Linked DNA regions of Homo sapiens: regions 1 and 3 are each linked to region 2. A link is a loop called in an ENCODE intact Hi-C map of the cell type or tissue named here. Cell type or tissue: heart left ventricle. All regions are shown on one strand.

Region 1 (8,000 bases), 370 kb after region 2:
CACACACACACTATATATATATATATATATATATATATATTTATAAATATATATGCATATAATTATTGCCTCCTCATCAGGAGGAGGAAACATTTGGATGCCTGACAGGAATCGCAAAGTTAGTAATCCCCAAACTAAGCTCCAGATATTTTCCTCCCATGTCTGCTCTTTCCTAGCCTTCTTCATCTTTCATCTCAAAAAGTGGCTTCTTTCTGGCAGCTTGGGCCAAACCTTGGAGCCGTCTTTGACTGCTCTCTCTCACATCCCGTATCTGATCTGTCACCAAATCTGGTCATCTCCACCTTCCAATTATACCCAGGTTTTGATCATTTTCTTTACTTTCCCTGCTGCTACCTTGGTCTCAGCTGTCCACATCTGTTGCTTGGACATCTACAGTAGCCCCTAGCCAGTCTCCCTTGCTGCCTCCGATCCCTCTCAGCCCAGCAGCTTACATGATCCTGTTAAAACACATCAGATCATAGCACTCTGCTGAAAACCCTTCTGATGGCTGTCTATGTCATTCAGAGTAAAATCTGCTACATTGTACTCTTAGCTGCCTCTGTTTCCTCTCTGCTCTCATCTCCTCATTCTGTTTCTGCTGCATTGATCTCTCTGCTTTTCTTTATGCTAGGCATGCTCTCGCCCCGCATCTGTGCACTGACTGGGTCCTCTGCATGGATGCTCTTTCCTTGGAGTCCATGTCGCTCACGCCCCACCTCCTGCAGCTCTTTGCTCCAATGCGTGGCCCTCCTCTGGCTATTCTAAAATTGCACCCCTCACCACCAATTGTGTCCTTGCCACTATCTCTGCTTTATGCCCTTTGCATTTATTATTGTTTAATATACTCCGTATGCTACTTATTTATACTGTTTTCTCCGGAAGAAGGCAAGCTCTGTTAGGATGGGGTTATTCCCAGCTATGTTCCCAGCAAGTAGATCCAGGTGCTCAGTGAATATTTGTTGAATAATTGAATGAAGATGAGGGACAAATTGCAGATGAGGAGGAGAAAAGGGATGATGTAAGTGTTTCCCCTCATGTGGGCATCTGGAGATTGAGCAGGCAGTCACTCATTTCAGCAACGGCAGGTGGGCTTGTGATGGGGTTGGGGAGGAGGAAGGAGACTCACTGGAGTGTCCTGCTCCAATGGGAGTTAACTCAAAACAGGACCATGTTCAGAAATCAGAAACGATATTACTAGAGGTTTATTTTCTGCTTAGAGTTATTATTTAACTTCATTTGATTGAACAGACATTTACTGAGTAACTGCCTTGCCAGAGTGCTGGAGGCTGAGGGTACAATGGTCTCTGCTCTCATGTAGAGTAAGACTGAGGTGATAAATTCACACATAAATAGATCCTTCAGTATGGAGCAGTGCATGCAGTGCCGAAGCACTCCATCCAGGGTCTACACTTCCTCCTAGTCTCTTCAGTCACTTTCTCCTTTGAATGTTTACCAGCTTGTGGAGGAGAGTATATCTGGACTGGCAGTGGGGGAAGGGAGAAACTGTGCATTTACTCAAGAAGCACCTCATGGATGAGAGCCCTCAGGAAAGGTAATCGAGGACAATCATTGCCATATAGTACTTTGATGGCCTGACCCCCTGTATTAAGAACTTACTGTTTACTTTGAATACATTTTAGAAATTTTCAGTGCCTAGTAACTTCTCTCTGCAAAGGGAAATTAATAAACCCTTCCTTCCACGAGAGGAGTAGTTTAGGGTGTGACTGGGTGAGCCTGTCTTCACCTTGATTCCTGTGCGTAACCTGCAGCTCACCCCTGCTCTGTCACAGCGTCATTTTGGGGTGTGGTTAGTTGTTTGTCTATTCTGTCCTCTCTGGGAGACTGAACTCCTTCTTTAGCGGTTGGCTGGGCACACTGTGGACAGGGAAACTTCCTGAGCAAAACCAGAAGTATTTCTATGACTTGGTGTTTGAAACAAAGACAGCGCTTTGTTGAGAATGAAACATCCTCTTTGGGATTGAGTCTGCTTTTCTCAAGGGTTACTTTGAGCTCAAATGCTTAATCATCCTTCCTCCAGGTGCCAGAGATAATTTTTCCAGAAAGACTTTCCAGGCGTTTCTTCCCCACCACCCACAGTCTGGATCAAATGCCTCCTTCATGTGCCTCAAGCACCCCAAATTTCCTTTGTTCCAGCCCATCCAGAGTCAGACCAAACTTTTAGATGGAGCACAGTCCTCAGTACAGATAGAAGTCTGCCCAAGGCTTCTGACATCAGCCATAAGTTTGGGGGTCTTTGGGGGTACCCTCACTTTAGACCAGCTGGCTACAAATTTAGGGGTCTCCACCCCTCAAGGCCCCCCCAGTCTTGATGATTCATTAGAGAGACTCACAGAAATCCCTGAAAACGCCGTATTTAACCAGGAAGAAGTCTGGGAGGTTTCCAAACTTGAAGCTTCCAGTGTCCTCAGGGATGTGTTACCTTCCCAGCAATGAGTAACAATGCACAGAGAGTATTGCCGAGCAGGGAAGATCTCCCAAGCTCAGCTTCCAGAGTGTTAACTGAGGCTTCATTACATACACTGATTGATTCGCTCATTGGCAGGCAGCTGAACTCAGTCTCCAGGCCTCATCCTTTCCCTGAAGGTCAGGCTGATATCTTAAGACTCATGCACCAACCTTCTAATCATACCGTTGGTCTTTTTGGCGTGGCCAGCCCCAGTCCTGAGTCATCTTGTTAGTGTCAGCTGCAGGTGTGGTCTGAGGGGTGCATCATGAATAACAAACATTCCAATCACTCAGAATCCCAAGGGTTTAGAGGTTAGCTCCCAGGATCTGGGGACACAGGCCAGCCAGACTCTATTACACACAGTCCCTCCTACACTGTATTAGTGCATTTTTGTCTGTCTCTCTAATTAACCTCTTGAGGGCAGGGAATATGCTACCTTGTTCATCATTGTCTTTGTATTTAATGCAATGTAGATACAAAAAAATTGCCATATGAATGTGAAATAAAAGCAATTATTGGACAGATTTTATTCTGGCATTTATTTCAAACCATTACCATTAGGGAATTGCTCAAATCCTAAGGCAAGTATAGTTAAGGCAATTGTCCTGGTCTGGATTTTCTTTGTGTTTTATTTGGTTCCCTTTAGCCTACCGAGTTTCTCCTAGATCTCGAGGTGGTCAACTCCTCACACTGATCCAAGCCACTTCCAGTCAAAATAACTAACTGTTTTCCTATACTGATATCAATATGCAGAGAGACAGTGTGGAGATTAACAAAGCTTCCATCAACTGTATTTACGTAGCTCAAGTTCTTAGCTACTGCACAGATCCTTGCAAATGCTGGAACAATCAGTTTCCTTTCTTAAATGCTCATTCTGCAAGAAACTATCTGCTTTATTTGTTTTAATTCTTTTTGCTGCTATGGTGTAGCTAAAGTAATGCTGACATGTGGCAGGGAGGTTTCAACTGCTGTAACTTCCATTGAAATGAAAGCTACTTCCAGGCTTTATTATAGTCACTTTTTTAAGGCAAAAGGTTTTCCCCATCTTTATGAGTCAAAGTACCTTTGTTCTGTGATTACCTTTTATGCTGCATTGTTAAATGTCTCCCTGGCTACCCAAAACACCCCTTCTCACTGGCTGTGGTAATCTATGATTCTAGCTTTAACCATTTTGTGCCAATGACTTTGTAGAGTATACACTGAGGATAATGGTAGAAAATGGGGGCAAAGGGGAATTAGACTATGGAGGAGCCATGGAAAGAAAACCATCCCTCTGGCCAGGCGTAGTGGCTGACGCCTGTAATCCTAGCACTTTGGGAGGCCGAGGCAGGTGGATCACAAGGTCAGGAGATTGAGACCATCCTGGCTAACACGGTGAAACCCCATCTCTACTAAAAATACAAAAAGTTAGCTGGGCGTGGTGGCATGCGCCTGTAGTCCCAGCTACTCCGGAGGCTGAGGCAGGAGAATCGCTTGAACCCAGGAGGTGGAGGTTGCAGTGAGCCGAGATCACGCCACTGCACTCCAGCCTGGGTGACATGGCGAGACTCTGTCTCAAAAATAAAATAAAATAAATAGAAAACCATCCCTCTGAGGGGCTCTAGCAGGGAAGGAAGAATAGCTGCCAGCCATGAATACGAGGTGACTCTCCTGCTCCAGCAGGGGCTACTGGCATGTTCCCTGATAAGAGTTCCATGATGCCAACTCTGAAGTGGCATTTGCTTGCCAGCTGCAGAGCATGCATTCTTCCTGGACTTTGGCTTGCCCCTGAGTCTAGGAGACATTTGAGGAATGGGTGGTGGGAAGAGGCAGGTGCTTTGTTGGGATAAAAGGAAAGCATTTAACCATTGTTGGCCTCATCTCAGGCTCCAATGAAAAGCAGCATCCGCATGAAGAGTTAAGACAGCTTAAGAACAGCTTAAGTATTCCATATTCTTTCCAGAAATTTTAGAAAATAAAGATAAGCAAAAGATGTTCTTATCCTTATATAACACTATAAAATATATGAAAAGGACCTGGGCTCTATCCAAGGTCATCAAATGTTCAAAGTCCAACTCTTGGAGAACCCGTGATGTGAGGGACCACGCTGATCCTTTTCTTCTTTTCGCTTCTCTTTCTCTTCCTGTCCCCTTTGATACAGAACAATGCGAATATTGAGACAATGGGTCAGGCTACATGGCTTTTACAGGGCACGCGCTGCTGGCTTGTGGTGTGCCACCTGAAGGGATGACAATTCTGTGACAGGCAGGGCTGAGGGGAGCCCAGGTCCCGGGCCAGATCCAACCCCTGGTGGAAACGCGCACTTGCTATTGTGTGTGTGTGTGGAGTAACAGTGACATCCTGTGGCCAGTCTGGTTGATCTAAGTGGCTCCTTTATAGATAAAGAAGACCGTTTTGTCTGCACTGAAAGGTGTGCATGCACTTTAGACAATGCACAAAAGAAAGAGGCAGTGCAGAATCGCCACCGCGAGCCTTCCAGCAGCTCATTTTCAGCGGCTGTCTCTGACTTAGGTGGGGGAGATTCTTGGGACTGAGATGATGTCTGTTTCTATGCTTGATCAATTTAAATGTTACCATTTGAGTGTGGGGTGAGCCATAATAGTAACTGGGAGAACAGTGTGAGAAAATAGTGATAGGGAAGAGAAGAGCTTCTCTTTGTAAGACAGCCCTGTGGATTAATGCAGAATATAATCTGTTACTTTAAAATGCCTAAGTTGCTTGACATTTAGTATTTTATTTTTACAGTTTTTGGATGAAATAACTTCATTTTGACCTTATTTAAAGCAGAGGAGGGAGGGGTTGGAGAAGAAAACAACTCTGGTCTGAAGTTGTTCTACATGCTTACATAACCTGCAAACTATGTGCTTGGCTGGGCTTATCAGGGGCTGGGGAGTTTTGTGATTCCAAATCTCTAATGTGTAACCTCCCATAGTGTTAAATGGAGGTGAGGTGGAACCCCACTGTCACCTGGCTTGGCCATGATGAATGAGCCCTGTCAGGCCCGTTGTCCGTGGGAACGTCCAGCACCGCACCCTCAATCTTCTTGTTTCTATCAAAAAGATGCCATTGCCCCCAAACATGCCTCAACCTGGCTCTTTCCTGGGTGTTCCCAGGGCTGCTGCTTACGGAATAAAGGCAAAGGCAGCTTGGAAGTAAAGAATTCATGCTAGGGAGTTACACAGACCTGGGTTCTAATTCCACCTCACCACTTGCTAGCTCCGAGACCTTGGGCAAATGCATTAACTGCCTGGAGTTCCACATTCATCAACTGCAGGACGGGGTCCATAATAAGTGCTTTTTTTCTTGGGATGTTGTAATGCATTTTAAATATATGCAACAATGCAGGGTCACCAGTGCACCTTGCCTGGGGCCCAGTTGGAACTCACACAGGTGAGCTTCTGCTACTGCTACTCTTGTAGACAGGCTGGTGTCCAGGGCTGAAGGCTAGTTGGGAGGAAGGCTCTCTGTCCCCTCTTCACTGAGAATCAGCAATAAGATCTCTGTAGTTGTCTGTTGAAGCAGGTTTGGGTTGAGGGCATAAAAGGCAGAAGTACATGCGTGTTGTGTTGTGTGTGTGTTTTGTGTGTGAGCTGTGCGTGTGTTGTATGTGTTTTTGTGTGTTGTATATGTGTAGTATGTGTGTGTTTTGTGTGTTATGTGTTTTTTTGTGTTGTATGTATTTTTTTGTGTGTGTATGTGTGTTTTTGTGCGTTGTGTGTGTTGTGTGTGTGTTTGTGTGTCATTTGTGTGTTTGTGTGCATTTTGTGTGCTGTGTGTATTGTGTTTTTTGTGTGTTTGTTGTGTGTGTTTTGTGTGTTTGTGTGTTTTTGTGTTGTGGGTATGTGTGTGTTGTATGTGTGTTGTGTGTGTTGTATGTGTGTGTTTGTGTTTTTTGTGTTGTGGGTATGTGTGTGTTTTTTTGTGTTGTATGTTTTTTGTATGTTTGGGCTATGTGGGTGTTGCATGTGTGTTTTTTGTGTGTTGTGCGTGTTGTATGTATGTTCGTGTGTGTTGTATGTGCTTGTGTGTGTTGTATGTGTGTTTGCGTGTATTGTGTGTGTTTGTATGTGTTGTATGTGTTTGTGTGTGTTGTATGCGTTTGTGTGTTGTATGTGTGTTGTATATGTGTTTTTGTGTGTGTTGAGTGTGTTGTGTGTGTGTGTTGTGTGTGTTGTATGTGTTTTTTGTGTTGTGTGTGTTGTGTGTGTTGTGTGTGTGTGTTGTATGTGTGCTTGTGTGTGTGTTGTATGTGTGTTTGTGTGTGTGTGTTGTGTGTGTGCTGTGTGTGTTTATTGGCCCATTCTTGCTGAAGCTCAGCATGAGCATGTTGCCATAGAAGGGTCAGATGTAAGGGCTGCCCAGAGGTGATCTATAACACTTCCGATAGGAAAAGAAGAAATAAAACAGGGAAGGAATAGGAGTGAGGTAGCCAGGAAAATGCCAATAAAAGAAGGAAATGTAGGGGATTAGTGGAAATGAGGCTTTCAGCATTGAGAATTCTCCCAGGCCATTTTAAAGTTCTCCAAAATCATGATAACTTAATTCCTGTGTCAATAAGGGTTTCACACACTTTTTGTCTAATGGCAGAAGAAAGGACAAGGCGAAAGATTCCTTCCACAGGGCACAAATTGTGCGTTTTGAGTTCTTGAGTGACTTAAGTGAGAGTATTAAAGGGATGGCTTGTGGCTGACCTACTCTCCTTCTAGTTGATCAGCCAACTGTGTGGAAGAAATTGATGATTTCTCAGTCCCCCTTAAGAGCACACGGCCTGATTCCTAAGCTTCTCCCCCGCTCTTGTCCTCGTCTCCCTCTGTCTTTCTTAGCGGCTCCCAAATTTTGGAATGACTCTTGGCCTACACAGATGGCGTTTACTGACTTTGTCTCAAAACCTTTCTTGCCTTCCAATTCTGTCATAAGTTTCTTTATGCCTTATGGCAACCGCCCTGTTTTACAAGTTTCTACTTGTGCTTGTGGCAGATGGATTTCCCACACCCTGGCTGGAAAAGACAATGAATGTGTTTGAGGATAGGTTCTTTTAGGTGTCAATAATAATAACGGGAAAATGTCACAGTACCTATTGGAGACAGACTATGAAATTACTATACTTGGGATCCCCAGGGAAAAGAAAAAAGAAGAGTTAAAATCCTCAGAAGGTATTTGAGAGGCATCTTGGCTTGAAAACTTGACTGCTGTGACTTGGGAAAGCAGAGAAATAAAGCAAACCAAGTTTTTTACTTGCTTGGCTAGAGGTTTGTTTATCCTGATCATGTGAAGCCTGAGCCAGCAATTCCAATGATTTTAACTGCCCCTCGATGCTTCTCTGCATTTGGGCAGGGGAACTATTAGAATGGGCCAGTTAGCTCCTACTATGATGGGTGCAGGACACAGATTTCTCTTGGGAAACCAAAGCTTGAGGTTCCTGATAATATGAATAACAAAGCTAATTACACTTCAAATTATGTTTGAAAACACATTAAACTCAGTTTTATATACTAATATTTACACCTTTAAGTATTCGGCCCAGAAGAGTAGA
Region 2 (8,000 bases):
ATAAAACCCAGATGGAATGTGGAGGATGACACTGAACTTCCAGAAACTCAACCAAATAGTGACCCCAATTATAGCCACTCTGCCACCTCAGGTACATGGTAAGCAGCAACCGATAGGGCAAATGTACCTTTTCTATCCCTATTAGGAAAAAAAATCAAAGACAGTTTGGATTCACATGGACAAGAGTATACATGTACAGCTTCCGCCTCATGCCATCTGGGAATCTGGCAGCAAATCACACTGGTCCACTTTATCAATAACATTGTCAATCAAGAAAAATGATGAGACAAGTCTCAATCATTTTAGATTTATTTGCCAAAGTTAAGGACACGCACCCAGGAGACAGACATCTTTCTCTGAAGATGATTTTTGAGGGCTTCAAATTTAAAGGGGAAAGGGCAGGATATTGAGAAGTACACAATTTTCAGGTAAGGGGGTGGGTGGGAAAAGATAGTCATGCCTTTGTCTGGCTCCATGAATCTGCATGTTTTTACATAAGATGACATAAACGGGGCAGAAGAAAAACGTAGGGAATCTGCATTCTACATAACACAGACAAAATGGGGCAGGGGAACAATTAGATATGCATTTGCGTGTGGTGGGCCTGGGTGACTGCACCTGTAAAGATAAGCTATCACTTTGCATTGCTCACTAGGAATTTCCTTGTGAGCAAAATATGGGGGAGGCATGTAGCTTTTCCTCTTGTAGCCACCTTATTTAGGAACCAAAAGGGGGAGGCAGGTTTGCATGACCCAGTTCTCAGCTTGATTTTTCCCTTTGGCAAAATGAGTTTGGGGTCCCAAAATTTAATTTCCTTTCATAACATCATGCTAACAGAACCAGGAGAAGAGGCTTCTTCTCCACGAGGCTAGGATGTTCAAAGCCTTGGTAAGACATATCTGATCCAGTGGGTGGGAGGTAAAACTTAGGAAGAATTCAGGAGCTTTTCCATGTCAGTAAATTTTTAGAAGTTCACTGGTCTGGGCAATGACAAGACACTTCCTCAGAAGAATAAATTACTGCATCTTGCACTTCCCATAACAGAAGGGAGCACAGTGCCTGGTTGGCTTCAACAGGTTTTGGGGCAGCTTATTCCACACCTAAAGATAATGCTCTGATTCGTATGCTAGAAGGCACCAAAGGCTGCCTGAACATTGGGGTCCTTGCATCCAAGGACCAGCAGGCAAGAATAGTCACCATCTTAGCAGAAGTAATTGAACTTGATCAGCAGAAAAAAGTAGGGCTGTACACATTGGGGATGTACGTGGAAGAACAGGTTTAGCATACGATGAGAAACTCAGGTGTGTCCTGGTATTCTCTTGTCCAATTTTTATGGTAAATGGACAAGGGCAGCAACTCCAGCCTAAGAAGGGCATGGTATCCAGGGGCTCAGACCTCCAGGGATGAGGGTTTCCAGAGTATCCACGTATCCATGACTGACTGTCCCAGTGTATAAAGGCCTGGCTGCTCATCCCCAACAGGGACAACTTTGAAGCATCATCTCCTCTGCAAAGCTTCGCACACAGCAGAAAGGCTGAGGCATCGCTTGAGCCGGCAGCACTACTTGACTTGTCCACTCCTGTCCACTTCTTCCCCACCCTCGTGCACAGGTGTGATGCCACGAGCACTCCATAAACCTGCTGCCCACTCATCTCCATCTCAGCTTCCCTGAGAACAGATCTAGAACAAATTATATGTATATATTTCAAGGCAGTCATTCTCCATCAAATGAAACGATACGTGTCAAGTTGTCTGGGCATCGCCTGAAACACAGTAGGCCTTCAATACATAAACATGAGAAATGGTCTCCTAGGAAATCCTAAAGCCCAGGATTATACATATATTCTGTATGTTAGGTGAGATAGAGAGAATTTCTGAGACACAGAACATAGGAAGCATTTATTGTATTTGTTTATTTACTATTTTAGAGACAGGGTCTTGCTCTGTCATCCAAGCTGGAGTGCGGTGGTGCCATCATAGCTCACTCACTGTAGCCTCAAACTCCTGGGGCTCAAGCGATCCTCCTGCCTCAGCCACCAGAGTAGCTGGGACTACAAGCACATGCCATACATCCAGCTTTGAGTTTTTTAGAGATGGGGTCTTGGCTGGGCACGGTGGCTCATGCCTATAACCCCAGCACTTTGGGAGGCTAAGGCAGGCAGATCACTTGAGCCCAGGAGTTTCAGACCAGCCTGGGCAACATGGCAAAACCCTGTCCCTACAAAAAATACAGAAAATTAGCCAGGTACAGTGGCACATGCCTGTGGTCCTAATTCCTGGGGAGGCTAGGGTGGGAGGATCACTTGAGCTCTGGATGTGGAGGTTGCAGTGAGCTGAGATTGCACCACTGTACTCCAGCCTTGGCGACAGAGCGAGACCCTGTCTATAGAGAAAGAGACAGAGACAGAGAGAGAAAGAGAGAGATATGGTGGGGGGCGGGAAGAGGGGGTCTTGTTATGTTGCCCAGGTTGGCCTCTAACTCCTGACTTCAAGCGATCCTCCTGCCTTCGCCTCCTGTGTAGCTGGGATTATAGGTGTGAGCCACTACACCCGGCTCTGGAAGCATGTGTTTTACAAGCATTCTCAGCTGGGCGTGGTGGCTCATGCCTGTGATCCGAGAACTTTGGGAGGCTGGGGTAGGAAGACCGCTTAAGGTTCAAGACCAGCCTGGGCAACACGGTGAAACCCTGTCTCTACAAAAGATTTTTAAAAATTAGCCAGGTACAGTGGCGCACGCGTATAGTTCTAGGTGGAAGGATCTGTTGTGCCCAGACGTTCAAGGCTGCAGTGAGCTATGAGGGCCCCACTGCACTCCAGCATGGGTGAAAGAGTGAGATCCTGTATCTAAATAAATAAATAAAAATTAAAAAAAAATAAAAGTATTCTCAATTCTGCTAAAAGGTCAGTGCAACAATCCAAATATTCATTATACATACCATATTCCTATTTTAAATTGATTATAAAAGGCATAAAAACTTTATAACTGCATCTGAAAGTAAAGTAAGGAACAAATACTAAACACAGTATTTTAAAATTCTGGTATTCTGATTTTTACCAAAGAACACTAGGGGGCACTAATGTACCAAGAAAAGCCCAAAGGTGCCTCAAGAGCTGGGGAACTGCATGATTTTTTTGTTTGTTCTGTTTTTGTTTGAGACAGAGTTTCGCTGTGGTCACCCAGGCTGGAGTGCGATGGCGCGATCTCGGCTCACTGCAACCTCCGCCTCCCAGGTTCAAGTGATTCTCCTGCCTCAGCCTCCTGAAGTAGCTGGGATTACAGGTACCCGACACCAGGCCCAGCTAATTTTTTTGTATTTTTAGTAGAGACAGGGTTTCACCATGTTGGCCAGGCTGGTCTTGAAGTCCTGACCTCAGGTGATCCACCCGCCTTGGCCTCCCATAGTGCTGGGATTACAGGCATGAGCCACCGTGCCAAGCTGGGGAGCTGCATTTTTTAAATATTCCAGAGGATAAGAGTTTAAAGTGCTTTATAATAAGCCAAATCCCTTTTCAACTCAACATTCTACTTACTGAATCACAGGATCATAAGATATTTTAAAATTATCTTCATGGTAAATGATCACATAGGAATGAGATAACTTGATTCTTTTCATGAGAATTAGAAACCAAACTCTTTGCACAATTCAGTCATGCTTAGATATTGAGCACATACATTTTTTAATTTTAATGTTTCCTACATAACACAATCATGTAACTTCAGCTAAATGTTATTTTCTAAGACAACAGATAACAAAATACAGCAGATCTTCAAACAACACCATTTCATTCAACATCATTTCATTGCAATGTTCACAAGAAAAAAAAATCGATTCTTGGAGGGGGCCAATGTCTGTTGGAGTTCACATGTCCTTGTGTCTGCGTGGGTATCTCAGGTACTCTGTTTTCTTCTCACCTCCTAAAGATGTGCATAGCAAGTGAACAGGCATGTCTGAACTGTCCCAGTGTGAGTGTGGGTGTGTATGTGAGTGGCCCTGTGACAAGATGCATCCTCTCCAGGCCTGGATCCCCCTGTGCTCCCTGAGCTGCCGGGATAGGTTCCAGCCACCCTCACACCTGAACTGGAATAAATGGGTAAATAATTATCTTGTTTTTACTAATGTTTCTAAATGTATGAATAGCTCACATTTATTTCAATGTTTAATATCAGAAGTGTTTGCTCTTCATTTAGAAGTGTGGTAATTTTCTTTTCTTTTTTGGCACAGAGTCTCACTCAGCTGCCCAGGCTGGAGTGTGGTGGCACAACTGCGGCTCACTGCAGCCTCAACTTCCTGGGCTCAAGTGATCCTCCCATTTCAGCCTCCCGAGTAGCTGGGACTACAGATGCATGCTACCACATCTGGCTAATTTTTGATTTTGTAGAAGTGAGGTCTCCCTATGTTGCCCAAGCTGGTCTTGAACTCCTGGGCTCAAGCAGTCCACCTGCCTCAGCGCCCCAAAGTGCTGGCATTACAGACATGTGCCACTATGCCTGGCAGTGATGTTTTTTTGTGACTATAATTATTCTGTAGGAACTTAACTCTTGTTTATATGCATTGGCCTATGGTGAAGTTGGTTTCCTTATACATCGTTTATCCAAAAGTTAGTTTCCAAAAATCTATCATTGACATTAAGTGAGGACTTACTGTATATATGCTGATGCTCATGTCAAACTAAGGCTCAATTTAGCATGGTCTCACGTTCAAAGTTCAAGAAAATAGCAGAAATGGCCAAATATGTAAAGAGCTGAACATAGATAAATGAACTTATTTGATCTAGGTGATTACAGAGATGGGAGGTAAAACTTACCTTGTGCTCATGGGGACACAAAAAACAAGACATGATAATTCCTTGCTAGCAAGATTAATGCAACTTAGTAGCAGAGTTAAGACACAGACTACAGACTGGGTGCAGTGGCTCCCTCCTATAACCCCAGCACTTTGGGATTGAGAGCACTTGAGGTCAGGAGTTTGAGACCAGCCTGGCCAACCAACATGGTGAAACCCTGTCTCTACTAAAAATACACACTATGGTGGCACATGCCTGTAATTCCAGCTACTCAGGAGGCTGAGGCAGGAGAATCACTTGAACCCGAGAGGCGGAGATTGCAGTGAAGTGAGATCGTGCCACTGCACTCCAGCCTGGGTGACAATGGGAGACTCCATCTCAAAAAAAAAAAAAAAAAAAAAAAGACATAGACAAAAATAACACTAATACAAGGTAGAAGACGAATGAAAGTGCTGTACTGTGCCCAGGAATCCTGGAAGAGTATAGTTTCCTTCCAGCTGCAAGATGTTAGGAAAGAATTTATGGATATTACATTTGAGTAGCACTTTGAATGGGTAGATCTGGGCCATGTAGAAATAGATGACAATAGAATTTTCTTAGGTATATAGAAAAGAATGAGCAAGACCATAAAAAAAAACAGCAAGTAGTTCACGTAGTCAGGCAAATCGAGCCATCTGCAGCTCATATTTGAAACCCCACAAAGTCAAGCATAGAAATTAACCACAACCTTTATTGTTTATTATAAAAGGTTCTTTTTTCTCAGCTTGAGTTAAGACTCCATATCTGGTTCACAAGTATCAATTTATGAACAAATAGACAAGAGTGGTATAAAATGTACTAATTCAAACATGCTTAGCACATACAGAATTGACTCATGGTAACGTATTAAAAGTTAGTTAAATCTAGTCATTAGAATAATGAAAAGTGTGAAACAATATAATAATAAATTTGTTCTTTAACTCATGATAAATTCACATAAAGCTTCCAATCACGTGCTTACGAAATAACCTTTAGGTATCATGTTGGACTATGGTCAACAACTAGAATATACAAGAAATACACTCTATGTCATAGTTAATTTTGCATATCATTTAAATAATCAAAAAAACATTAATATGGGGTAAAGCAACTTTTAGCTATGAAAGGATAAGACAACTGTTATCCTGAAAAAATGAGCATAAAGCTGGACAAAATTGTCAAAACTAACCATTTTGTGGTGCTGGATATCCATTAAAGAAACAAACTGAGAGGCAGTTACTCCAGAGGAATGGCAGGAACTTGGAGGAAGAACACTGGGAGTCTTTAGCTTTCTAGCCACAGGCTATTAGTCCTCCCCACCTCCCCAAACAAGTCTGACCAGGGCAGGCCTGGCAGTGAAACCCAGCAGTTTTGCTGCCAGAGGGAAATGACTTGATTTAAAACAAAAGGCAAAAACCCAGTAAAAGTAGCAAATACAGCAGAAAACAAATGAGAACACCTACATGCTTGCTAGCATGAGGCTGCTTTTTCTATTAGAGTGTCTAGCTTTCTACCGCTGCTATAACAAATGACCACAAACTCGGTGGCTTAAAACAACAGAAAGAAATGTGTTACCTCACAGTTCTGTATTTGAGAAGTCCAGAATAGGTCTTGTTGGGAAAAATCAAGGTGTTGCAAGGGCTCTAGGGGAGAATTCATTTCCTTGCTTTTCCCGTTGCTAGAGACTGTCCACCTTCCTTGGCTCACAGCCCCCTTTCCTGCAGTTTCTAAGGCAGAAACACCGTATCTCTCTGACGAATCTCTCATAAGCACATTTCCCTCTTATTACACTTCTTTCTTTTTCTTTTTTTCCTTTTTTTTTTTTTTTTTGAGATAGAATCTCGCTGTGTTGTCCAGGCTGGAATACAGTGGCACAATCTTGGCTCACTGCAACCTCTGCCTGCTGGGTTCAAGTGATTCTCCTGCCTCAGCCTCCCGAGTAGCTGGGATTACAGGAGTATGCCACCACATCCAGCTATTTCTTTTCTTTTCCCTTCCTTCCTTCCTTTCTATCTTTCTTTCTTTCTTATAGGGTCTCCCTGTGTCACCCAGGCTAGAGTGCAGTGGTGAAATCATGGCTCACTTCAGCCTCGACCTCCCCGGCTCAAGTGATCCTCCAACCTCAGCCTCCCGAGCAGTTGGGACTACAGATGCACACCACCACACCAGGCAATTTTTTTTTTTTAGAGATGGGATTCTCCCTATGTTGCCCAGGCTGGTCTCAAACTCCCGTGCTCAAGTGATCCTTCCACCTTGGCCTCCCAAAGTGCTGAGATTACAGGCGTGAGCCACTGTGTCCAGCCTCTCTTACACTTCTAAGGACACCTGTGATTACAATGGGCCCACCGAGATAATCCAAAATAATTTTCCTACCTTAAGGTTAGCTGATGAGCAATCTCAACTCCATCTGCAACTTTAACTTCCCCTTGCTGTGTAATCTAACATATTTACAAGTTTTGGGGGATTAGGATGTGGATGTCTTTGGAGGGCCATGATTCTGCCTACCACACAGGCAAATGGCAAAACAGCCTAAAACTTAATGAGACAACCCTGAAAACAAAAGAACTGGAGTAGGAGTAGGTGAGCTTCCCAGGTACCCCAGGCTGCTGGGAAACTCCACACATTTGCAGGAGAAAGGAGAGGGGGCCTTGCAAAAGTCAGAGCAGAGGAAGAAGCGAGAAATGCCTGGACTCTGAAAGCACTCTCCAGCCTACACATAGATCCAGGGCAGAGCACAGAAGCCTAAGGGGATTGAGTAATGGAGCCCACTGCTGCTCAAATACAGGCTCACCACTAGGCTACACAGATGCAGGCATGAATCCTAAAATACTATGCTGAAAGCCAGGCACAGTTGTGCATGCCTACAGTCCCAGCTACTCAAGAGGCTGAGGTAGGAAGATCACTTGAGCTCAGGAGTTCAAGTCCAGCCTAGGCAATATAGTGAGACTTGTCTCTAAAACAAACAAACAATTTTTTTTTAATTTTTTTTTTTTAACTCAGCAGATATATTAGCTGGCCAGACTCAGTCCAGATTCCACAGATTAAAGCCAGGCTGGTTAATACATTTAAGAAAAGGACTGCAAGATCTCTATGTTGAAAACTTCAGGCCAGGAATGGTGGCTCATGCCTGTAATCCCGACACTCTGAGAGACCGAGGTGGGTGGCCTAGGAGTTGGAGACCAGCCTGGGCAACATGG
Region 3 (8,000 bases), 130 kb after region 2:
AAGATTCAGTGATATTGGGCCCACATTCTCTCAAGAAAACAATTTGCTGAATCCGGTAGTGGACAGAGACACCCGTCAGCCCCCAGGGTTCCACTTTCCTCATTTAGGCCTTTTCATGTGCCGGTTTCTCCCTTTTGACATCCAGATTGCAACCCCTACTCTACAAGTAAAAAGAAAGTGATTCATGAAATTATTTTAGTGAGTACCCCGGAAAGTACAAACATTGCCTTTTCTGTTGGAAATTTTATGTTCTCGGGGGTTCATCAATTAGGATTCTCTTGGATACAAATGATAGAAACACAATTTGAACCACCTGGGCAAAAGTGAGCTAATTGGCTTTTACAACCAAAGTACATAAAGACAGTGGTGGGAGCTGACCCCAGGGAAGGCCAAAGCCAGAGATTCCAACAACTTCATTTTCTCAGACTGCCTTCTGCACAGGGCTGGAACGATGGATGCCTGTGTTCCTCTTAATCGGATAGAAAAAGGGTCTCTCCTAGTAACACTGAGAAAAAAATGCTGGAAAAAATCAATAGAGTGCCCAGCTGGTATCTTGTGCATGTCACTGAACCAGTCTCTAGAGGGGAGGGTGGATGCCAGGACTGCCCACCTATGTCAGTTCCTCTTCCTGGCAGGGAAGTAGGATCTGCTCTTTTCAAACCAGGTGAGCAGAAGAGGGAGGAACAATTTCCTCAAATGAAGGGGTGTACGGTTACCAGAAGAAGAAGGTAGACAGTCTGGGCAATATAGCAGAACCCCATCTCTGCAAACAAATTAGCTGGGCCTGGTGGTGTGTGCCTGTGATCCCAGCTACTCGGGAGGCTGAGATGAGAGGACTGCTTGAGCCTGGGAGGTCTTAGGCTGCAGTGAGCCATGATTGCACCAGTGCACTCCAGCCTGTGTGACAGAGTGAGAAAGAAAAAACAAAAGAGGAGGTAGAGATAATAAATGTCTACTCTGAGGGTTATTCAAAAATTGGAGCTGTCGTGAAGATCTGATTGTCTTCCTTGTACACATTGTGCAGACCTTCCACAATGTGCAGACCTTCCACAGCCTTTGCACTATGACTGTATCCCCACCCTTTGCATTCTGACTTCGTAGCTTCTTCCATCAAGAGTGACTTGCTTTGGCCAACAGACTGCTGTCAACAGGCAGTGAAAATGACACCTTGCCAGTTCCAAGCCTAGCCTCAAGAAGCCTGTGCCCATCTGTTCTATCTCTTGGCAGTTTTCCCAGCTGCCAGGTGAACATGTCCCAGGCTAGACTCCTGGAGGATGAGAGACCACGTGGAGCAGAATCAAGGTGTCTTAGGTGAGGCCATCTAAGACCAGCCAGCCTCACTCAGGCTAACTCAGCAGCTGATTGAAGATGCGTGGGCAATCCCAGGCAAAATGAGATCAGCTGAAGGAAGCCTAGCATGGCCTAGACAAGAAGAATCACCCAGCTGACCCAGAGACTCCTGAGCAATGATAAGACTACATTCTGGGAGTGTTTGCTATTCAGCAATAGCTAACTGACATGTCAAGCAGTTACCCTGGTGTGTATTAAACAGCCTCCGAAAGTTGAGTAGAAAAGAGAAGCAGATATTTACATTGCTTATTCTTGTGTGATAGCTAAGACAGAAGCTACTGAACATTATCATGCAAGAGAACCAACTTTTTTTTAAGGTCATGACTATTTCTCAATATTCATTGAGAAATGATTTAGTGGTAAAGATAATTGATTTTGAAATATCGTAAACTACACAACATAACAATAGTAGGATAGAGGCACCCAAGAGAGTAAAATTGTACTGTGAGAATGGAAGAGGAAGGGCATCGCAGGGAAAAACAGGCTGTTCTTAGCTATGAGCATCTTTCCCTGAATTACCTCATTCAGTCTCTTCAAGTTTCCACCTTGAGTCATATACTGCAACCTAAGGACTGCTTATGCACTTTGTATTAAATAGTGCCTTTTTAAAAAATGCATTTCTCCTTGCTTATGTTCATAGTCATTTCTTCACATGCTTCTACTTCTGTGAGGGAATAAAAGAAGAAAGGGGACCTTAAAGAGAACCAGCCCATTTGGTTAAAGATTAGTAGCTCTTGTGAAAGGATTAGTAGAAGGAGTCGGCTTTATCTCTTATTTCAAATTTCCAAACCGCCTGTTCTCTGCTCTCTTACTAAATTTCACAGTTGATCATAAAAGAAAACAACCTGCAAAATAAGTTTAGGGTAACTGTGAACATTTTTCTGATATTCACCCTTACTGAAACTTTCCAATAGGCAAGATAAAGATGTAAAAAAAAAAGATATGCTTTTTCCTCCATAGGAAGACACTTACCAGTTTCTTCTTAGATAACTGGAAACAAATGTTTTTAAAATTATTACTCTGTCTTTCCTGTTTCCTTGCCTCCAATGTAGGCCATCTGGGTCATGGCCCAGTTAGATGGGTGGTTGCAGGTTCTACGTTTCCTGGCCTCTCATTTCTGGAATCAAGTTGGTGTGAGTACAATTCTTATTTTGTATTTTTTTTCCATTTAGCGTCACATGGATGATCTGAAGTTCTGAAGGCCATATTCTTCTAGCCCATTCTCGAGACTGAGGAAAATCCCTGATGCTTTGAGACGATAGCCCCTAGCCAGGTTCATAGCATGGAGTGGTTACTAGGGGACGGGGTAGGCAGAGCCCTTGCCTTCAAGGAGTTAGAGATCGCCTGGCACGGAGTCAACAGGAACGTGAGCATGAATGTGCGCCGCAGTGAAGTGACATAGCTTGATTAATTGCTTCTTTTATAGTACTATTTGTAGGGACGCAAGAGAGGGCAGTGCTGTACAGCTGCCCCACTGCAGAGCAGCCCTGCTTGGCCCTGTATCTTTTCAGGCAACCCAGTCCTTCCACAGCAAGGCTGTGTAGCTGATGTCTTGGACATTGTATAGACAAGGCTTTGACTGGAGAAGGCTGAAATAGGATTTGCATGGATAATGGTAATGCAGAAATTTAGGTACGGTACTTACTCCACCAGCACAGGGATGAATGGCCTCATTCCTTAGAAACAAATGGATGAAGAGAGTAGTTGACTTGCCTCCGGCAGCACAATCAGCAGGTGCTGAAGCCAGAACTTGAATTCAGGGATCTGAAACTTGAGTCCAGGTGCTGAAGCTTCATCCCACACTGTCTCTCGACTCTCAGGGGGCTCTGTTCACACCATTCTCACATAGGGAAGTTAATAAGACAGAGCATGTAGAAAGAGGTGACTGGTAAGTGGACCAAACAAAAAACTGAATCAAATCAAATCAAAACAAAACAAATCGCCTGGGCGTGGTGGCTCACGCCTGTAATCCCAGCACTTTGGGAGGCCAAGGTGGGTGGATCACTTGAGGTCATGAGTTGGAGACCAGCCTGGGCAACATGGTGAACAAAAATTAGCCGTGCGTGGTGGTGAGCACCTGTAGTCCCAGCTACTCAGGAGGCTGAAGTGGGAGGATCATTTGAGCCTAGGAGGTCGAGGCTGCAGTGAGCTGAGATCACCCCACTGCACTCCCGCCTGCACCACAGAGAGAGATTCTGTCTCAAAAAAGAAAAAACAACAAACAAACAAACAAACAAACAAACCCCAAACAAACAGGACCAAAACTAAAAAGCAAATCTAAATCAACAAAATCCCGAAGTTAGGTCTTTCCCCCATCCATGTCAGCAGTCTCTGTGTTGTCCACCAGATGTCAGTAGCTCCACATAGTTTTTCTCTGTTCTGGTTCTGTCTGTGCAGCTACTGAGTACACGGGTAGGGTTGTTTTGTGTTACAATGTAAAGCAGTCTGATCACAGCACCCCACTCACTTCTCAATATTTTGTATTAAATTAAACTCAGAAAATCAGTTAAGGCTACATAAACGCCCTAAAAAATGATAAAACAATGACTTCTCCTTCTCCCCTGCTAGAAGGTAAGGCTGCCCCAGGTGCTCACATGAGGGCATACGTGCACACACACGCACTTCGCTGCATCCACCCCCACACCTGCCCTCTCCACGCGTGACACACTTCTGTTCATCCACACAGACACAGGCCCACACCAACCCACACATATCCACCCCCAATATCCACTCCACACACCACACAACCCACCCCATCCACCTCCTATCCACATTACACACACACACACACACACACACACACACACCTCGCTGCCCTGTGACATTACAAACCAGAATCACTTCTTCAAGAATCCCTTAAAATCCCCTGAGACTATAAGGTAAGTAGAAAAGTTTTTTCTGTATCTATGTCATTAGTGTCATTCCTGAATCTTTCCTAACAATATTAAAAACTACCGGCTTTTTTTTTTTTTTTTTGATGAAGTCTTGCTCTGTCACCTAGGCTAGAGTGCAGTGGCATGATCTTGGCTCACTGCAACCTCCACCTCCCAGGTTCAAGCGATTCTCCTGCCTCAACTTCCTGAGTAGCTGGGATTACAGCCCGCCACCATGCTCGGCTAATTTTTGTATTTTTGGTAGAGATGGGGTTTCACCATATTGGCCAGGCTGGTCTCGAACTCCTGACCTCAGGCGATCCACCCCACCTTGGCCTCCCAAAGTGCTGGGATTACAGACATGAGCCACTGTGCCCCAACTAAAAGCTTTTGGCTTTTTAAAAATAGCCACACTCCAGGACCTCCACAACTTTAAAAAAATCTTACTTCCTCAAAATCCACTGAAAAAAGGTACTTCTTATCTTACCCATTCACAAACCTATGTCCATCTTTCCTAAACAATTCTTCTGTTGGCATTTCTCTTATATCTACTCTTACATCCCCAGTTCCCAGTGAGCTCTCAAAGTAGCTGTCTATTTCTTAGTAAAAACCACATGTTAAGTATCCAGTAAATTCAAGATCTCTAACTTCAAATATCTCCCCAGAAGCAGAATTTTCAACTTCTATTCTTTTTTTCCTTTACGAAAGCACCATCTACTGGCTATAGTTGGTATTGTAGCTCAGTTCCAGTTAATGCCCAACCCCAAAAGAAGCAACAGAGCTTCTTTTGTAATTAAATGATCAGGGTATAAACAGTGATACGATTTTTATTACAAAAATAGTTTCTAATTTCATATTACACCATTTTCCATGAATCTAATTCACATTTTATTTATTTATTTATTTTGAGACAGGGCCTCGCTCTGTTGCCCAGGCTGGAATGCAGTGGCACAATCTCAGCTCATTGTAGCCTCCACCTCCCGTGCTCAAGTGATTCTCCCATCTCAGCCCCCCGAGCAACTGAAGCTACAGGCATGTACCACCACGCCTGACTAATTTGTGTGTATGTGTGTGTGTGTGTGTGTGTGTGTTTTGTAGAGACGGGGCTTCACCATGTTGCCCAGTCTGGTCTCCAACTCCTGAGCTCAAGTGATCCGCCCACCTTGGCCTCCCAAAGCGTTGGGATTACAGGCATGAGCCACTGCGCCCGGCCTCTCATTACACATTTTAAGTCGTTATCTTTAGCCATGGGGTGACTTCCTTCTTGGTCACTGAGGCAGCATGTGCATGTTGGGGTGACGTTTACTGTTTCTATAAGTTGTACCAAAACATCTACTTAACCTTTTACATTTGTGCCATTCCTTCACATAAAGACATATGGTACCCCTTCCCCATCAAATCTTTATCTTACCCCACATATTTTATATTATTTAAATTGGGTCATCTGTTACACTCAAATTTTTGCTTTTATGAAACTCTGTCTTTGATAATATAATAGATGCTAATGGGGGAAATAATGTATGTTTTGGTGAAAATTGTTCTAAGGTCAAATTTTCAGGATTGATCTATTTCATGATGTAGGCATTATTTATAATTCACAAAATAAGCCTATTTCTCTTTTTTTAGACAGACTCTCACTCTGTCACCCAGGCTGGAGTGCAGTGGTTCGACCTTGGCTCAATGCAACCTCCACCTCCCAGGTTCAAGTGATTCTCCTGCCTCCGCCTCCTGAGTAGCTGGGATTACAGGCACGTGCCACCACGCCCAGCTAATTTTTGTATTTTTAGTAAAGACAGGGTTTCACCATGTTGGCCAGGCTGGTCTCGAATTCCTGACCTCAGGTGATCCACCCACAGTGGCCTCCCAAAGTGCTGGGATTACCGGCGTGAGCCACCATGCCCAGCTTGGCTTTTTAGATTTATTAAAAATTGCAACTGACTAGGGACAGTCCCAGATAGTGTTAATAGAGTTAATACGTTCATTCCATCTCTATCAATATGTGTTTTGTATACTAAAATCTTATGAGATTTTGTTCTGTAACTTGGGAAAGAGAAAGAAAAATATTTTGGAGAAGAAAATCGGGGAATAAAAGTGGGGAAAAAGGAGCTGGGAAGAAAGAGGAAGAAAAAGAAAGCAGTGTATAATGTAATTATCTTCCTGGCTTATATTTGAACTCCTCTGGATAGAGGAATGATGACCAGAAGTTATGAATTATTTTATAAACACAAAAGTTGATAAAACCTTTCAAAAGACACTTTGTGATTCTCTTGGCATAACAGAGCTGCCTTAGTGACCAGATGTCACAATGTGATACAGAGCCAGAGAGGAAGTCATTTTTGTCCATGATGCAAGGAACCCAGCATTTTGACAACCCAGATGGAATGTGGAGCTCCCATGGAAGAAACGTGTCATCTGGAGGCCTGCATAACCACTGCATTCTCCAGATGGGCACTGGAAGCGCTGAGGCTTCCCACCCAGAAGGTCCACGTGGTGGACAAGGGCAAGTGACAACCAGAGCCACGACTCAAAAGAGGGTGGCTGCTTCAGGCTGATTTCCTTTGACAGACTGGTTTATGGACGTGTGCAAGGGCCTCTCTTTGGGAACTGTCAGAAATGACAGGAGAGATACAAGAAGGTCAACGTCTGGAAATCCGACAAAATGGGCTTAATTCATTGTAATTTTGTTTGCTTTTAAAAAATTAAATCTCTGTCTATATGTGTATATATACATATTTTAAATACATATATATTTAAATACATATATCTGTATTTTAAATACATATATCTGTATTTTAAATACATGTATATTTAAATACATATATCTGTATTTTAAATACATGTATATTTAAAATACATATATCTGTATTTTAAATACATGTATATTTAAATACATATATCTGTATTTTAAATACATGTATATTTAAGTACATATATGTTTTTATATATACGTATATTAAAATACATATATGTATTTATATACATATAAAAACATATATGTATTTATATATACGTATATTAAATTACATATATGTATTTATATATACATATATTAATACATATATGTATTTATATATACATATATTAATACATATATGTATTTTATATATACATATATTTATTTATTTAAATACATATATGTATTTTATATATACATATATGTATTTTATATATACATATATGTATTTATTTAAATACATATATTTACATACATTTATGTATTTTAAATACCTCATTAGGTATTTAAAATGCATACAAATATAAAATAAATATAGGTATTTGAAATATATATAAAAATATAAAAAACATATAGGTATCTTAAATACCTAATGAGGTCTGGGATATCTGGGCAATGTCTATTAGCTTAACTAACAGCGTCAGTGATAACCCTTATTACCCATGGTAAGAAGCAAGCGGGTATAACATGGATAATTAGTACGTCCAGAGGAAATGGAGAGGGCATAGAACCCACTCGAGCTTCTATATTCCAATTACTTCCGGGATTGCGTGGATAAATAACATGGCTGTAAACAGGGGAGAGGGGATGAGAATAGTTTAAAACCCATGCATGTAGCTTGACTGATTGGTTCTAGAAGTTACCAGGGCATTGATCAGGGTTAGCGGGGCGCTTGGCTGATTCCTTCTGCAAAGCACATGCTAGTTTTCACACTTGCATGTGAAACGTCTAAAGCCATATCAGAACTGAGACAGGAAATGAAAGGTGATAAAACCACAGCCCCCCACTCCAGCTCCGCTCTGCACAGCTGCTCTGCTTCTTCA

The links. Peaks named below come from ENCODE experiments on the same cell type or tissue, not always from the same donor. Only the 100,000 strongest peaks of a DNase experiment are listed, where the experiment ranks them.
Region 1: a loop joins it to region 2, with 4 times the contacts of the local background. A loop is called at or near these places in 38 of 110 quality-filtered maps.
Region 3: it touches region 2 in a loop (9-fold over the local background); 99 of 110 quality-filtered maps call a loop at or near these places.

Annotation. Positions count from the first base shown.
Region 1 is chr18:24,729,477-24,737,476 of GRCh38, forward strand. The region is part of intron 2 of LOC105372028 (a long non-coding RNA gene); the gene reads left to right. Among named protein-coding and RNA genes, the nearest start is that of LINC01915, 110 kb to the left of the region's middle. RefSeq lists an enhancer at 7,462-7,631. In heart left ventricle, a CTCF peak has its summit at 4,805 (motif pointing left); no DNase peak of the experiment used is centred here.
Region 2 is chr18:24,356,832-24,364,831 of GRCh38, forward strand. The region is part of intron 4 of OSBPL1A (oxysterol binding protein like 1A); the gene reads right to left. It overlaps LOC124904267 (a long non-coding RNA gene), which reads left to right. Exons shown (of 3, transcript XR_007066312.1): 3 at 3,161-3,199. It overlaps LOC124904268 (a long non-coding RNA gene), which reads left to right and starts at 3,245. Exons shown (of 3, transcript XR_007066314.1): 1 at 3,245-3,280; 2 at 4,018-4,092. In heart left ventricle, a CTCF peak has its summit at 3,064 (motif pointing right); no DNase peak of the experiment used is centred here.
Region 3 is chr18:24,484,148-24,492,147 of GRCh38, forward strand. No RefSeq gene overlaps it. Among named protein-coding and RNA genes, the nearest start is that of HRH4, 28 kb to the left of the region's middle. RefSeq lists a silencer at 7,834-7,893. In heart left ventricle, CTCF peaks have their summits at 3,690 (motif pointing right) and 4,948 (motif pointing left); no DNase peak of the experiment used is centred here.